Regions from separate parts of the Homo sapiens genome. Here region 2 is linked to region 1. A link is an interaction called in ENCODE POLR2A ChIA-PET data of the cell type or tissue named here. Cell type or tissue: PC-9. All regions are shown on one strand.

What was found. ChIA-PET counts read pairs that join two places held together with the same protein. Peaks named below come from ENCODE experiments on the same cell type or tissue, not always from the same donor. Only the 100,000 strongest peaks of a DNase experiment are listed, where the experiment ranks them.
Region 2: POLR2A ChIA-PET joins it to region 1 with 16 read pairs; 2 of 35 experiments call an interaction of 5 or more read pairs at or near these places.

What each region holds. Positions count from the first base shown.
Region 1 is chr12:123,400,611-123,408,610 of GRCh38, forward strand. KMT5A (lysine methyltransferase 5A) reads left to right here. Exons shown (of 8, transcript NM_020382.7): 6 at 2,963-3,022; 7 at 4,274-4,464; 8 at 6,883-8,000. The coding sequence ends at 7,093. Among named protein-coding and RNA genes, the nearest start is that of KMT5A, 20 kb to the left of the region's middle. RefSeq lists an enhancer at 1,262-2,025. In PC-9, no CTCF peak of the experiment used is centred here; no DNase peak of the experiment used is centred here.
Region 2 is chr12:123,085,382-123,093,381 of GRCh38, forward strand. The region is part of intron 2 of PITPNM2 (phosphatidylinositol transfer protein membrane associated 2); the gene reads right to left. Among named protein-coding and RNA genes, the nearest start is that of PITPNM2-AS1, 8.0 kb to the left of the region's middle. RefSeq lists silencers at 361-655, 6,672-6,828 and enhancers at 361-655, 6,744-7,265, 7,266-7,786. In PC-9, CTCF peaks have their summits at 504 and 709; DNase peaks (open chromatin) are centred at 550, 4,490, 4,850 and 7,060; H3K27ac peaks cover 3,209 bases.

The DNA of each region.
Region 1 (8,000 bases):
GGCCTCCCAAAGTGCTAGGATTACAGATGTGAGCCACCGCGCCTGGCCAATAATTTTAATTTTATAGAAAAGTTGCAAAGATAATACAGAGAGTTCCCCAGACTCCTTACCCATCTTCTCTCACTTAAGTTACTCTGGTGAATTTGTCACAGCTAAGTAACAACCAACATTGGTATATTACTGTTGGTTGAAGTTTTTTTTTTGTTTTTTGTTTTTTGTTTTGAGACAAGGTCTCACTCTGTTGCCCAGGCTGGAGTACAGTGGCATGATTATGGCTTACTAACCTCCGCCTCCTGGCCTGAGACTCCCAAGTAGCTTGGATTACAAGTGTGCACCACTATGCCCGGCTGATTTTTGTATTTTTAGTAGAGACAGGGTTTCGTCATGTTGGCCAGGCTGGTCTCGAACTCCTGACCTCAGGTGATCCACCTGCCTTGGCCTCCCAAACTGCTGGGATTACAGGCATGAGCCACTGTACCTGACCAAGTTTTGTTGTTGTTTTTTTTAAATCTATTCCACCAATATATATCTTTCTTTTTTTTTTTTTTTTTTTTTTGAGATGGAGTCTTGCTCTGTTGCCAAGGCTGGAGTGCAGTGGCGCGATCTTGGCTCACTGCAAGCTCCGCCTCCCGGGCTCACACCATTCTCCTGCCTCAGCCTCCCGAGTAGCTGGGACTACAGGTGCCCACCACCATGCCCGGCTAATTTTTTGTATTTTTAGTAGAGATGGGGTTTCACCATGTTAGCCAGGATGGTCTCGATCTCCTGACTTCGTGATCCGCCCGCCTCGGCCTCCCAAAGTGCTGGGATAACAGGTGTATATCTTTCTTTTTTTTTTAACCTTCTTGACCCTTATCTTTCATATCTTTTAAGTGGAACATTTTAGTCCATTTATGTTTAAGGTTAATATTGATATGTGAGGTTTTGTTAGGTATATTACTATTAAATAAGTTTATGGGAAGGTTTTTTTTTGTTTTTTGTTTCTTTTTGAGATGGAGTCTTGCTCTGTCTCCCAGGCTGGAGTGCAGTGGTGCGATCTTGGCCTACTGCAAACTCCACCTCCTGGGTTCAAGCGATTCTCCTGCCTCAGCCTCCTGAGTAGCCGGGATTACAGGTGTGTGCCACCACGCCCAGCTAATTTTTGTGTTTTTAGTAGAGACGGGGTTTCGCCATGTTGGCCAGGCTGGTCTCAAACTCGTAACCTCAAGTGATCCACCCACCTCAGCCTCCCAAAGTGCTGGGATGACAGACGTGAGCCACCATGCCTGGTCATGTTTTCTGTTTTTTTTTAAGACAGGGTCTCACTCTGTTGCCCAGGCAGGAGTGCAGTGTCACAGTCATGACTCACTGCAGCCTCAACCTCCTGGGCTCCAGCAATCCTCCTCCTTCCTCAGCCTCTAGAGTAGCTGGGACCAAAGGTGTACGCCACCACACCTAGCTTATTTATTTTTTGTAGGGACAGGGTCTGGATCTGTTGCTTAGGCTGGTCTCTAACTCCTGTCCTTAAGCGATCCTTCCTCCTGGCTTTCCTGAAGTGTTGGGATTACAGGAGAGAGCCACTGCCCCTGGCCTCATTTACATTTTAAAAGACCCCTCTGGCTACCTTGTGGAGAACTGAGTGTTCCCTGGGGTCAGAGTGAAAGCCTGGTGACTAGCAAGGGGGCCGGAGCGGGGCCGGGGCCGTGGCTGGGCTGCAGGGCCGCAGTGGGAATGGAGATGGAGAGGAGGTGGCAGGATTTGGGACTGTCCTTGAGGTTACTCATTCACCATTGTTCCCAGCACAGACTGCAGCGCCTGGCACATTGCAGGTGTGGATTGAGTGCCTGGAAAAGCTGCAAGCTGGTTTGGGCCTCTGTGTAGGGGGAATGGGCTGAGCTCAGCAGTTGGTGTCAGGCTCCTGACACGTGCCATCTGGTTTGGTGAAAGTCTATGCCGTCAAGACATGCTGGTTTGGGGTGAGCCACACTGGTTTGGAGCTTCCGATCTGTCTTCATTTGGTTCCCTTTTGCTCTGTAGTATCTGTGCAGTGGCAGAGCAGTAGAACCCAGGGTTAGGGATGGAGGTAGGTGCAGGAGGGGTGGCCTTAGAGGAGAGGTGGATCCAGGGGTGCCCCCTCCCAGTTCTCTGTTCAGGTCTGTATTGACCCTCGGGATTGGAGGCCCTCTTCTCATCCATCGTGGTGGCCTCCATACAGGTGAATCTCAGCGATCCCAAACAGAAGTATGAGCCATCAGACCAGAGCCATGTGGACTGCGTGTGTCCCATCCAAAGGGCACAGCCTCTGATCTGCTGTACCCGATTTTCTTTTTTCTTTTTAAGGTGGAGTCTTGCTGTGTCGCCCAGGCTGGAGTGCAGTAGCACAATCTTGGCTCACTGCAACCTCCACCTCCCAGGTTCAAGCGATTCTCCTGCCTCAGCCTCCCGAGTAGCTGGGACTACAGGCTCCTACCACACCTGGCTAATTTTTGTATCTTTAATAGAGACAGGGTTTTACCTATTTGCCAGGCTGGTCTCGAACTCGTGACCTTACGATCCGCCCGCCTCGGCCTCCCGAAGTGTTGCGATTACAGGCGTGAGCCACCGCGCCTGGCCCACTGTACCTGATTTTCTGTGAAGTCAGAGGCCTGATTTTCAGGTGTGGGCAAGTTGGACATTTTTTAACGTGCTGCATGGGCAACAGAACATATCTACGAGCCCCATTCTGTTCTTGGGTCCCCACTGTTTCCCTCCTGATCCAGTTGAACCCCAGGTGACAGATCTTCCACAACAGATGGGTGATGAGAAAAGGAGGGATACTTGGGGGCTTTGCCATCACTGGGGACCCATCATCCCCAGTGATGCCAAATGAGGCCGATTGTGGCCCGGTGGGCATGGCCTGGGCAATCAGGGCTCAAGACCATCAAGCTACGCACGATGGGCCTAGGAGAAGATACTGATGCTGTTTTTCTTTCTCTCTGCCCAGTCTGAAGAAAGGAAAAGAATAGATGAATTGATTGAAAGTGGGAAGGAAGAAGGAATGAAGGTAAGGGGCTGCTGTGCTTGCTGCATCATAGCTAAAGCTGGAAGAGCTCACCTTCCCTGGTCCCGTGGCTGAGAGTGGCCACCATGTGGCTTTCACCCTCTAATGGCCATGGTGACCAGGCAGACTCTATTAGGTTGTCAAAGAGCCAAATACCAAAAGTTGTTAAGGAAATGTCTTATGAAGGAAACATAAATGGGCTTTGTATATAAATGTTATCCAGGGGAAGCTTTTCTTAGAAATTGTGGTTAAACAATTCAGTGGCTTTTTGTACATTCACAATGCAATGCAACCATTATCCCTGTCTAATTTCAGAATTTTTTCATCCTCCCAAATGGAAACCCTTACCCATTACTTACCACTGCCCACCATCCCCACCTCTCCCCTGCCCAGCCCCTGGCAGCCACTCAGCTGCTTTCTGTCTCAGTGGAGTTGCTCTTCTGGGCACTTCATATAAATCGGATTATACAATATGTAGCTGATGCCCAGGGAAACTTTTAAAAGGAGAAACTAATACATTTTTAAACTGTTTTCCTAGATAATGACAATGCCCAAGAAATGTGCTTTTCTCTTACTGTATTTCAACCACACTCAGTTTGGGCGAGAGGAGAAGTACTCTCTACAGTGGGGTTCAGATGGGCCTAGACTAGGGCTCCGGGTTCAGAAAGCTTCCACTTCCACCCACCACCTAGGGGGATTCCGGCTTAAGTCCTGGGCCCCTCCAGCAACCCCATTCAACTCCATGTAGAATAGAGTGAGGAGACACAGGAGAGAAATCGTGGAATGAGGTAGAGACCCAGAACACTGGGCCTGCTGTTTGCCTAGGAAGGCATAGCGCATAGCCCCTAGACAGAGAAACCAGGTGTGTGGATTTGAGCTGTGTCACTGTCTAGCTGTGTGGCCTCAGACACGTGGTTGTGCCTCTTTAAGCCTCAGTTTCCTCATCTACAAAATGGGGCAGTCTCCACCTAGCAGATCTCTCACGAGCTCTGATGTAACTGCTTTGCAGATGAGCACCAAGGAACCACGTTTGTGGAGTGAGGGAACGTTCTAGAGCTGGCCTGTAGTGACGGTTGCACAGCTGTATACACTTCATAAAACCCATCAGCCTGTACATGTAAAGTGAGTGAATTTTATGACATGGCTCAGTACAGCTGTTAAAGACTGGGGTAAGCCCCAGCTCCCCGGAGACCTGCTGTGCACAGTGGCATCCATTGCTATTATGAACCAACACCCTCTCTTATCACCTGACAGATTGACCTCATCGATGGCAAAGGCAGGGGTGTGATTGCCACCAAGCAGTTCTCCCGGGGTGACTTTGTGGTGGAATACCACGGGGACCTCATCGAGATCACCGACGCCAAGAAACGGGAGGCTCTGTACGCACAGGACCCTTCCACGGGCTGCTACATGTACTATTTTCAGTATCTGAGCAAAACCTACTGGTGAGTCCACTGTTGCTTAGAGTGGCTTTTCTGTCCTCTGGGCAGTGAGGAGAGGCCAAAGGGCCAGGAACTCCTGATTCTGTTTGGTGGCCAGTCTTTTGGTTTTGTTGTTGTTGACTTTTTTTTTTTTATTTTTTGAGATGGAGTCTTGCTCTGTTGCCCAGGCTGGAGTGCAGTGGTGTGATCTCGGCTCATTGCAACCTCCTCTCAGGCTCAAAGAATTCTCCTCCCTCAGCCTCCAGAGTAGCCCAGCTAATTTTTTTTTTCTGTATTTTTAGTAGAGGTGGAGTTTTGCCACATTGGCCAAGCTGGTCTTGAACTCCTGACCTCAGACGATCCACCCGCCTTGGCCTTCCAAAGTGCTAGGATTACAGGTGTGAGCCACTGCGCTCGGGCTGTTGTTGCCTTTTTTCAAAGCTGTGATGCAATTATCGCCTGCTTCCTTTTTTTTTTTTTTTTTTTTTTTTTTGAATCTCGATCTGTCGCCCAAGCTGGAGTGCAGTGGCACAATCTTGGCTCACTGCAACCTCCACCTCCCGGGTTCAAGGTATTCTGTCTCAGCCTCCCACGTAACTGGGATTACAGGTGTGCGTCACCACGCCCAGCTAATTCTTATATATTTTTTTAGTAGAGACAGGGTTTCATTATGTTGGCCAGGCTGGTCTGACCTCATATGGTCTGCCTGCCTTAGCCTCCCAAAGTTCTGGGATTACAGATGTGAGCCACTGCGCCTGGCCCCAGCTTCCCTTTTTTTTTTTCTTTTGAGACGGAGTCTCGTTCTGTCACCCAGGCTGGAGTGCAGTGGTGCAATCTTGGCTTACTGCAACCTCCACCTCCCAGGTTCAAGCGATTCTCCTGCCTCAGCCTCCTGAGTAGCTGGGACTACACACACATGCCACCATGCCTGGCTAATTTTTTGTATTTTTAGTAGAGATGGAGTTTCACTGTGTTAGCCAGGATGGTCTCAATCTCCTAACCTTGTGACCTGCCCACCTTGGCCTCCCAAAGTGCTGGGATTACAGGCATGAGCCACTGTGGCCCCAGCTTCCCATTTTTAATCTTTGGAATTGGAGCTGTCCTGGATGTTATCTCATCCAAGGGGAGAAGTGGGCTAGTCACATGAAAACCTGTTAAGCAGCTCACCTGGCTCTCCTTCAGGGCATTTGGCCAGAGCAGCTCTGGAAATCACTAATTGATCTTGCCTGGCTAGGACCAGTGGAGTTGAATTTTTTATTTTTTATTTTATTTTATTTTTTTGAGATGGAGTTTCACTCTTGTTGTCCAGGCAGGAGTGCAGTGGCACGATCTTGGCTCACTGCAACTTCCACTTCCGAAGTTTAAGCAATTCTCCTGCCTCAGCCTCCCAAGTAACTGGGATTACAGGCATGCGCCACCACGCCCAGCTAATTTTGTATTTTTAGCACAGACAGCGTTTCACCATGGTGGCCAGGCTGGTTTTGAAATCCTGACCTCAGGTAATCCACCCGCCTCAGCCTCCGAAAGTGCTGGGATTACAGGCGTGAGCCACCGCGCCTGGCGGGGTTGATTTTTTTAATCCATTTATTTTGTGAAACTCTACCATTTCCTCCTGTGCCTCCATAAAGAGCCCTTTGGGTCCTACCCCATCCCCCCACCCAGGGCCTGTGCAGGCTCTCAAAAATAGCTTTGTGGGCCAGGCGTGGTAGCTCATGCCTGTGATCCCAGCACTTTGGGTGGCCGAGGTGGATGGATCATGAAGGTCAGGAGCTCCAGACCAACATGGCAAAACCCCATCTCTACTAAAAATACAAAAAAATTAGCCTGGCATGGTGGCACACGCTTCTAATCCCAGTGACTCAGGAGGCTGAGGCAGAATTGCCTTACCCCGGGAGGCAGAGGTTGCAGTGAGCTGAGATCGTGCCACTGCACTCCAGCCTGGGCGACAGAGCGACGAGACTCCCTCTCAAAAAAAAAAAAAAAAAAAAAAAAGCTTTGCAAATTGAGCCAGACCTGGTGGCTCGTGCTTGTAATCTCAAAAACTCAGGAGGCCAAGGCCAGAGGATCACTTGAGCCCAGGGGTTGGAGACCAGCCTGAGCAATATAGGGAGATCTTGTCTCTACAGAAACAATTAAAAATTAGCCTGATGTGGTGGCATGTACCTGTGGTCAAAGCTACTCGGGAGGCTGAGGTAGGAGGATGACTTGAGCCCGGGAGGTGGAGGCTGCAGTGAGCCGTGATCGTGCCACTGCACTCCAGCCTGGGTTACGGAGCGAGACCCCCTCTAAAAAGGAAAAAGAAAATAGCTTTATGAATTGAATCTTTTCAAAACACATGGCTTTAAATCAGCATCCCACCAGAGCTGAGCACAAGTGTGACTCTCTTCAGGTTGAAAAGCCTCTTTATCCATTTAATCCTCTCTGGCCCTCCTTCCCCTCCAGCGTGGATGCAACTAGAGAGACAAATCGCCTAGGAAGACTGATCAATCACAGCAAATGTGGGAACTGCCAAACCAAACTGCACGACATCGACGGCGTACCTCACCTCATCCTCATCGCCTCCCGAGACATCGCGGCTGGGGAGGAGCTCCTGTATGACTATGGGGACCGCAGCAAGGCTTCCATTGAAGCCCACCCGTGGCTGAAGCATTAACCGGTGGGCCCCGTGCCCTCCCCGCCCCACTTTCCCTTCTTCAAAGGACAAAGTGCCCTCAAAGGGAATTGAATTTTTTTTTTACACACTTAATCTTAGCGGATTACTTCAGATGTTTTTAAAAAGTATATTAAGATGCCTTTTCACTGTAGTATTTAAATATCTGTTACAGGTTTCCAAGGTGGACTTGAACAGATGGCCTTATATTACCAAAACTTTTATATTCTAGTTGTTTTTGTACTTTTTTTGCATACAAGCCGAACGTTTGTGCTTCCCGTGCATGCAGTCAAAGACTCAGCACAGGTTTTAGAGGAAATAGTCAAACATGAACTAGGAAGCCAGGTGAGTCTCCTTTCTCCAGTGGAAGAGCCGGGACCTTCCCCCTGCACCCCCGACATCCAGGGACGGGGTGTGAGGAAGACGCTGCCTCCCAATGGCCTGGACGGGATGTTTCCAAGCTCTTGTTCCCCTAACGTCTCAACAGGCGCTCACTGAAGTGTATGAATATTTTTTAAAAAGGTTTTTGCAGTAAGCTAGTCTTCCCCTCTGCTTTCTCGAAAGCTTACTGAGCCCCGGGCCCCAAGCACGGGCCGGGCATAGATTTCCTCTTCCACAAGCTGCCGCTTTTCTGGGCACCTTGAAGCATCAGGGCGTGAAATCAAACTAGATGTGGGCAGGGAGAGGGTTGCTTACCTGCCCTGCTGGGGCAGGGTTTCCTGAAACTGGGTTAATTCTTTATAGAAATGTGAACACTGAATTTATTTTAAAAAATAATAATAAAAATTTAAAAAAATTAAAAATAAAAAAAACCACAGAAAACAACTTTACATGTATATAGGTCTTGAAGTGAGTGAAGTGGCTGCTTTTTTTTTTTTTTTTTTTTGCTTTTTTTTGCTTTTTGTAGAAG
Region 2 (8,000 bases), 320 kb before region 1:
AAAACATGATGCTGAGCAAAAGAAGCCAGACACAAAAGGCCACATATTGCAAGACTCTGTTCCTATGAAACATCTAGAAGACGCAAATCCATAGAGACAAAGAGTACGGCAGAGGCTACTGGGGGTGAGGAAAAGGGTTGGGAGTTGTTAGTTAATGGGTGCAGTTTCTGTTTGGGATGATAAAAAAAATTCTGGAAATGGATAGGGGTGATGGTTACACACATTCTAAATGTACTTATGCCAATGAACTATACGCATAAAAGTGGTTAACACAGAAAATTTTATGTTATGTATATTTTACCACAATAAAAAAAAATACAAGGAGAAAAAAGCCCACTCTCCAAAATGCAACTTGAAGATACAGGATGGCCAATAACTCCACAGGGACAATGGTGGGACCCTCTGCAAACTGCCCCCAGACAGACTCAATGCTTAAAGCACAGCGCAGAGGCTCACAGGGCCTGTCTTGTCATGTATGAACACCAGGGACCTTCAGAGAAGGGCTCTTTGTGTGAGCCAGCATGACTAAGCCAGGATGCCCTGTCTCCCTGGCGGCCAGCCAGATGCCACAGGGCAGGCAGGGGCTGAGAAGTCTCTGTGGACACCTCCCTGGAAGGCACCTCCTGGTCTCGGCATTCACTGCACCCTTTTCCTGAAATGCACTTCCCGATATTCCGTAACCTGCTTCCTACGTTTATTTAGGTTTTCACAGGGAGGTCCTCTCTGACCATCTACAGTTAGAAAAATACCGGGAAGGTTGCTGGAGCCAGGCAAGGTAGCCGTGAGCAAGAACAGGAAAGCCAGGGCCCCAACACTATGACATGCCAGCACCTTCCTGCTCCCTGGCTACAGAAAAGCAGCTTGCAGGGGGCATCAGGTCCTGGCTCCATCATTTACCAGCTTGGGGGCCTTGGCTAGTTCCTTCAACCCTCTAAACCTCGGTTTTCTCTTCTACAAAATGGGGGTGAAGACAGTGTTTGTCTCTTGGGCTTTTCTGAGGACTACAATGAGATGATGTATAGTAAGTGTTTAGCATATGGCTGGGACATGGTCAAAGGTCGGTAAATGGTAATGATACATGGATTATAATGGAAGTACAACATTAATCCCTTAATGCTGGCCAGGAGGTGTGGGTCAGCGATCCTGAAGACAGGGGAAGGGGCCAGTCGGGCCAGACCACAACCACAACTACTCTTCTCAGCATGTGAATTAACTGATTGAATCTTTTTGTCCCCATGTTGCATATGAGGAAACTGAAGCACAGAGAGGTTAGTGACTTGCCCCAGGACATACAGCCAAGAGGTAGTGGAGCCCCGATTCAAATTCTAGTCATCTGGCTCCAAGCCTGAGCTGGCCACCACTGTTCCATAGGGTATCTCAAGGGAAGTGTGGAAGGAGGCTCTGAGAAGAGTCTCTGGCGTGCAGAGGCAGACCTACAGCCGGCTTGCACAGCTCTGACTTCCGGACATGAGCCTCTGGAAGTCCTAGGGAAAGGTCTCAGAGCAGGTCCCTCAGGGAAGCCCACAGAATGGTTGGACTGGCCTGGTTCTTCTCAGGCCCAAGACCTTGGTACTCAGTTCTGCTCAGCCCAGCCACTGTGATTAGCACCCAAGGGTGCAATTAACTCCTTCAGAACCAAGGCTAGGGCACTAAAGGGAAGAAGTATCTCCATGTTCTGGCTTACGAGGCATTCCTCAGACCCTCAGAGAGCCTGGAGACAACTAGAGACCCAAATCCTTCCAGGGACTAGAAATAGCGGGCCCTGCACACTTATGGGAGACTCTGTGTACCCTGTTGAAGGGCAAGCTGCTTCCAACTCCCTCTCAAAGGGAATGAATTTCCCTCAATGAAACCTTCTTTTTTCTTTTCTTTTCTTTTTTTTTTTGAAACAGCGTCTCACTCTGTCGCCCAGACTGCTGGAGTGCAGTGGCGCGATCTCGACTCACTGGCAACCTCCACCTCCCAGGCTCAAGCAATTCTCCTGCCTCAGCCTCCCGAGTAGCTGGGATTACAGGCGCATGCCACTACCGCCCGGCTAATTTTTTTAGTAGAGACGGGGTTTCGCTATGTTGGCCAGGCTCCTGACCTCAAATGATCTACCCACCTTGGCCTCCCAAAGTGCTGGGATTATAGGCATGAGCCACCGTACCTAGCCCTCAATGCAACTTTCTAAAAAATGCCTACTACAAATCTCTTAACTAATGACTCTCTTAGGCTGCTGCAATACAGAATTTCTTTTTTTTCTTTTTTTTTTAGAGACAGGGTCTCGCTCTGTCACCCAGGCTGGAGTGCAATGGCACAATCACAGCTCACTGGAGCCTCAAACTCCTGGGCTCAGGCAATCCTCCCACCTCAGCCTCCCAAGTAGTTGGGATTACAAGTGTGCACCACCATCCCTGGGCAATTTTAAAATTTTTTGCAGAGACAGGGTCTCGCTATGTTGCCTAGGCTGGGCTCAAACTGCTAGACTCAAGCAATCCTCTGGCCTTGGCCTCCCACAGTGCCGGGAGCTACCACGCCCAGCCAGCAATACAGAATTTCTAACTAGTCTCCCTCCTTTTCACTCCAGCCTCTACAAGGTGGCCCAAGTGAGCATGTTAAAATAAAAACACAAATGAGATTATGCTACTCTCTACCTCAGAATCCTCCAAGAACTCTGTTCACACTTCGTGTCGAGTCCAGCGTCTTTACCATGACCTGCAAGTCCTCCAAGGTCGTGCCCCTGACTCTCCATCATTTCCTACCACGTTTCTTCTCTTGTTCTGTTCCAACCACCCTGCCTTCCTTGCTTGCCTCAAACTTGCCAGGACACTTCAACCTCAGGGTCTTTGCACCTGCTATTTCCTCTTTCCCAGATATTACATGACTTGCTTTCTAAATTTATTTAAGTTTCTACAAAGAGGTCCTTTCTGACCATCCTATCCAAGCTCCCGCCCCCCGCCACCCCACACCTCTCTCTTCCCTCCCCTTGCTTACTTTTCTTCCTGGCATTTAGCACCACCAAAGAGCATATTTTAGGAAGGAATTTCATTTGGCTCACTGATGAATCTGTGCTTAGAACAACACCTGGCACATGAGTGGTGTTCAAAACCTCTGTTGATGGCTTTAGAAGTGAGAATGATGGGTGGAAGGTAGCGACTGGAAGTGGAGGGGTGTGGGGGTGGCAGGAGGGTGGTGTGGGGCTTTTGAGAATTGGTGAAAGAAGAAAAAGCTTGAATAAATGAACAGAAATAAGTTAAAATGATAATCAAAGATCTTCCCTGCTCCCCGCAAAATATCCCCAGGCCCAGAGAGTTTTATAGCTGATGTTAGCAAACTTTCGAGAAGTTCAGAAAAAAAGTTTACTCTTTGTTGGGGGGAGAGGGACAAATAAAACAAAAAACAGGCACATCTTCATGAACAAGATGCCATCTGAGTAGGCCCTAAAGTAAGATTTGAAGCCACGACAGCAACAACTTGGAATCCCCCAGGGAACCTTGTGTATGTCTCCTTTGCACTCATGTTGCTGCCTCCAGAAATGCCCTTCTCCACCTTGCCTCTGGTCTCAGCCCTCTGTCCCCCTTACTAAACCTGCTCTATCACTCTGGACATCCAAGCACACAGTGAGCACTGCATAAATGTTAGCTGCTGTTGGGCTTACTTGCTTACATGTCCGAGTCCCCGGCTAATTTGTATCCCCAGTGCCTGACACCATAGCAGGTATACAAAAAATGATAGAGGAATGAACAAGGCACACAAAAAGCCTAGCAAAAGCTACATATTTACTCTAAAAAAAGCTTTCGGGCACAGCTGCTGTAGGCATGCAAACCAAGGCATCCAGGCTGCGCAGCCCCGAACCCACCCTCAAACTCTTGGCCTCGTGAAATTAGGCAACAGGGGCCCTAGGTGAGCCAGAGGGCACTGAACTTTGCCTCAAAATTAGCGCTTCCTGATATGAGCAAGGAGGTGACAGCAGCCAGAAATCGCTACCCTCCCTGCACCCAATGAAGCTGATAGAAAGCTCTGGGTCACTCAAGGCTCTAAAATGTAACATTTGTCTGGCTGTTTACTTCCCCTTTATGCAGCTCAACTACTTAGATCCTTCTTCCTACTAGTGGGAGATGGATCCCAGTGGTGAGAAAAAAGCAAACCAAGTCCTAGAGTCTCAGGGGTCTTTAAAGCTGATCCGAGGGAAGACAAAGATGAATAAAGATGGAGGAGGAAGAGAACAGAATTTTTCCTCCCATACTCACACAAAAAAGATCTCGAATACCCATGCTTCATCCCCAACTATCACTACTCATGCAAACAAAGCCAGAGAAACCCCTGGATTAGCTACTGCTCTAAGAACTGACTGTGTCTTTCTCCCTCATCCATCAATCCCCTATCAGCCTTCAAACTCAGGTCAAAATTCCATGGAGCAGGAAAGCAGGTAAGACCTGGATTCTGAGTGTGACAAACCACCATCCTCTGTGAAAAGGCCTTGCTGTGAGCCAACAAGACCACAAGCATGAGTCAGAGCCAACAAATGGACATCTTTTGCAGCCAGTAGAGAGACAGTGAGCTTTGCCCATGAACAAAGATGACTCAGTGGAGCCGCAGAAAGGAAATCAACATTTATGGAGTATTATTCTTGGAGTTATCTACAGCTGTATAACAAATTAACCCAAAACTTAGTTTAAAACAAGAAAAATTTATTATTTCATGCTGCTTCTGTGGATCAGGAAGCTGAGAGTGGCTTGGCTGAGTGTTTCAGGGTCTTCCATGGGGTCACAGTCAAGATGTTGACCAGGGCTGCAGTCATCTGAAGGTTTGGCTGAGGCTGATAGAGTCATTTCTAAGTCAACTCATGTACGTGACTGATAAGTTAGTACATGGTTTTTGGCAAGAGGTCTGTCTCACTTCCTCACCACATTTCTGAACCTTTCCAGAGAGCTTGAGTGTCCTCACAAGATGGTGGCTGGTTTCCCAGAGAAAGTGATCCAAGAGAAAGGACAGCAGAAACCACATTTTCTTTGTTTAGAGACAGAGTCTCTGCCACCCAGCTGGAGTGCAGTGGCACAATCTCGGCTCACTGAAACCTCCACCTCTCAGGTTCAAGTGATTCTCCTGGCTCAGCCTCCCAAGTATCTGGGACTACAGGCACAGGTGCCAACACACCTGGCTAAATTTTTTTTTTTTTTTGTATTTTTAGTAGAGATAGGTTTTCACCATGCTGGCCAGGCTGGTCTAGAACTCCTGACCTCAAGTGATCCACTTGGCTCGGCCTCCCAAAGTGCTGGGATTACAGGCGTGAGCCACCACGCCCAGCCCACGCTGTCTTTTATGGGGCCTTGGAATTCACAATCTGTCATTTCCAACACCCTATAAGATACACAGGTAGCCCGATTCAGTATGGGAAGGGACTTCACAGGGGTATGACTATGGGGATGGGAGACTGAAGCCAGCCTGGAGGTGGCCGGCACAGCCACATTGTGGTCTTCCTAACCCTTGATGTAGACCATCTCCTTTCAACCTCAAGACAGCCCTTGAAGGCAGGCATTTTCATTTTACAGACATAGGTTCCTGCGTACCCGCACTGACCTGAGCCTCTTGTCCAGCCTCCTTGGGGCAGAGAGAACGAATTGGTGGTGAGCCATGTAGTGAGAATATAGTTGCAGGAATCCAGGAGGAAGGAGGCTCAGGAAAAGTGGTGCAGGATTCAGCCACTCACACGGTTACCACCTTGCTACCAGGGCCAGGCCACCCAGCCACTGGTGGCCTTACAGAAACAGCAAGGAGCATCTGCTCTCTCGGTTCTGCCACCTTGCCCCTCCCGAGGTGCCTGGCTTCACAGCAGGATTGCCGTCCTGCAGCCAGTTCATTAGGTGGCCCCCTGTGCAAGGTGCCTAAGCGATCTGTGGCTGCAGGTGCCACCTCATGGGGTTCGCAATTTATAGTCACTCAGAGGCAGAGGACACAGGTGAAGAAGGCGTCAGTCCCACCAGCTACCAAAGCTGCCTTGTCTCGCAGGAAAACATGACTGAGGCTTATCAATTTCCCCCATTTCATTCTCACCACCACTGACAGGGAAGAAGAACTGATTAAGTCCATAAATCTAATTTCTCCACCTAGGGCTGGATGGTTCTCAAGGACGGTTATTCCTCCTCTGCACAGGCCTGGGGTGGGGGTGCTGAGTGAGGGTCATGGAATTGAGACAGAAGTTGGTATCACCACCCCCAGGACCAAATCCATTTCCCTATGGCACAAAGGCAGAGAGGTGCATTTGAGCACTACAAGCACTAGGGTCAGCTTTGCTGATATTTTGGAAGAGGCAATGACATTATGACTCCCAGATGGGCCACACTGATACACACTGGAAAGCACCTTCCCGCTGTCACCCAGAGCATATAGGAGCCTGGCCTGAGTTTCTACACAGAATATGTGTAGAAACACATTTTTGGGCTGCCTCATGATATAGAGAAGACCTTGGCCTTGGAGAATCAGAGCTGTCCTGATCCATTTCCAAGCTGTGAGACCTCCTTGCACCCTGAGTCCTCATCTCTCACCCTGCCTTGTGGGGCTGATTCAAGGGGGAAGTGGTATGATGTGCACAGAGGCCCCAGCACAGCACTCACCAGGGGGAAGAGAGTCAACACTGAGCTGTTTCTCCATTCTTCCTTGCCCTCTTGCTTTGTTTTGAAAACTGAGGGATCCCTGGAGTAAGGTGGCCCAGCAGAGAAATCCCCCAAAGAGCGTTCTGCACCTACACACTGGAGTGGGTACGACAGGCCCCACTTGGATGCTACAGACTGTTTCCTGCAACCCCTGGGTCCAGCCTTGGGCCCAAGAACCAAGGATTGGCTCTGGGGTGGCCCAGCAGAAAGCTGAGCAGGGCAGTTAATTTTAATAAAAGGACTCCAGTCTGGCACCATGGCTCACGCCTGTAATCCCAACACTTTGGGAGGCCCAGGCAGGAGGATGGCTTGAGGCCGAGTATGAGACCAGCCTAGGCAACATAGTGAAACCTTATCTCTATTTTTTCAAAACAAACAAAAAGGACTCCATCCTCTGGAAAGCATTGCCACACTGCAGCCTCAAACAGGATTACTAAATCGCTGTTTGAAAAGACAAAGCAAGATTAAACAAATACTTAACTGCCCTCATCCTCATCCCAGGTCTGTCATCAGTCAGGCTAATCTAGTCTTGCTGGGTTCCCAGATCGGCCCAAAAGGCTCCTCAAGGCTTTATCTTCTCCTCAAAGCAGGGCCTCAGGCCAGACATGGCTGGCTCCCCAGGTTCGGCCTGCGGACCTGCGGCCTCCTCTAGCAGAGCCACCTCTGCCTTTGCCATGCCCTCTCCTAACCCATCCTAGGTCTCCGAAAGAGTGAGGAAAAACTGCCAGAAAACTGGAAATAAATCCTCTCCTTCCTGATCTCTGCAACTCCTTCTCCCTCTCAGTGGCTGCTCAAAGGAAGGACATTGCCTCCCTACCTCGACCTCTCCCCCGAGCCCCTGGAGCCCCTCTGGGAAGCTACAGTTTATGCCGCTTACAGTCACTTCTGTATTGTCCTCTGACCCCCTCGCCAACTGAGAACTGTGTTTGAGATGTAAAAGCACCCTTTAAAAATGCACTTGTGATCCATGGATGTGTGGATTGACAAAATGTGGTCTTATACACACAGTGGAAGATGATTGCACCATGAGAAGGAATGAAGCTCAGATGCATGCTCCTACATGAACTTGAAATCATGATGCTCAGTGGAAGAAACCAGACACAAAATGCCACATGGTGTGTCACTCCGTTCATAAGAAATGTCCATGATAGGCAAATCCAGAGATAGAAAGTAGATTAGTGGTTGCCAGGGGCTGGGGGTTTGGGGACAAATGAGGGATAACATCCATCGAGGAGCTCATTTTTGGTGTGATGAAAATGTTTTTTTAAAAAAACCTTTATTTATTTTTACACATTGTAAGAGAATAGAAGAAAATGTTCTAAAATTAACTGTGGTGTTCATTATACAACTCTGTGAACATACTAG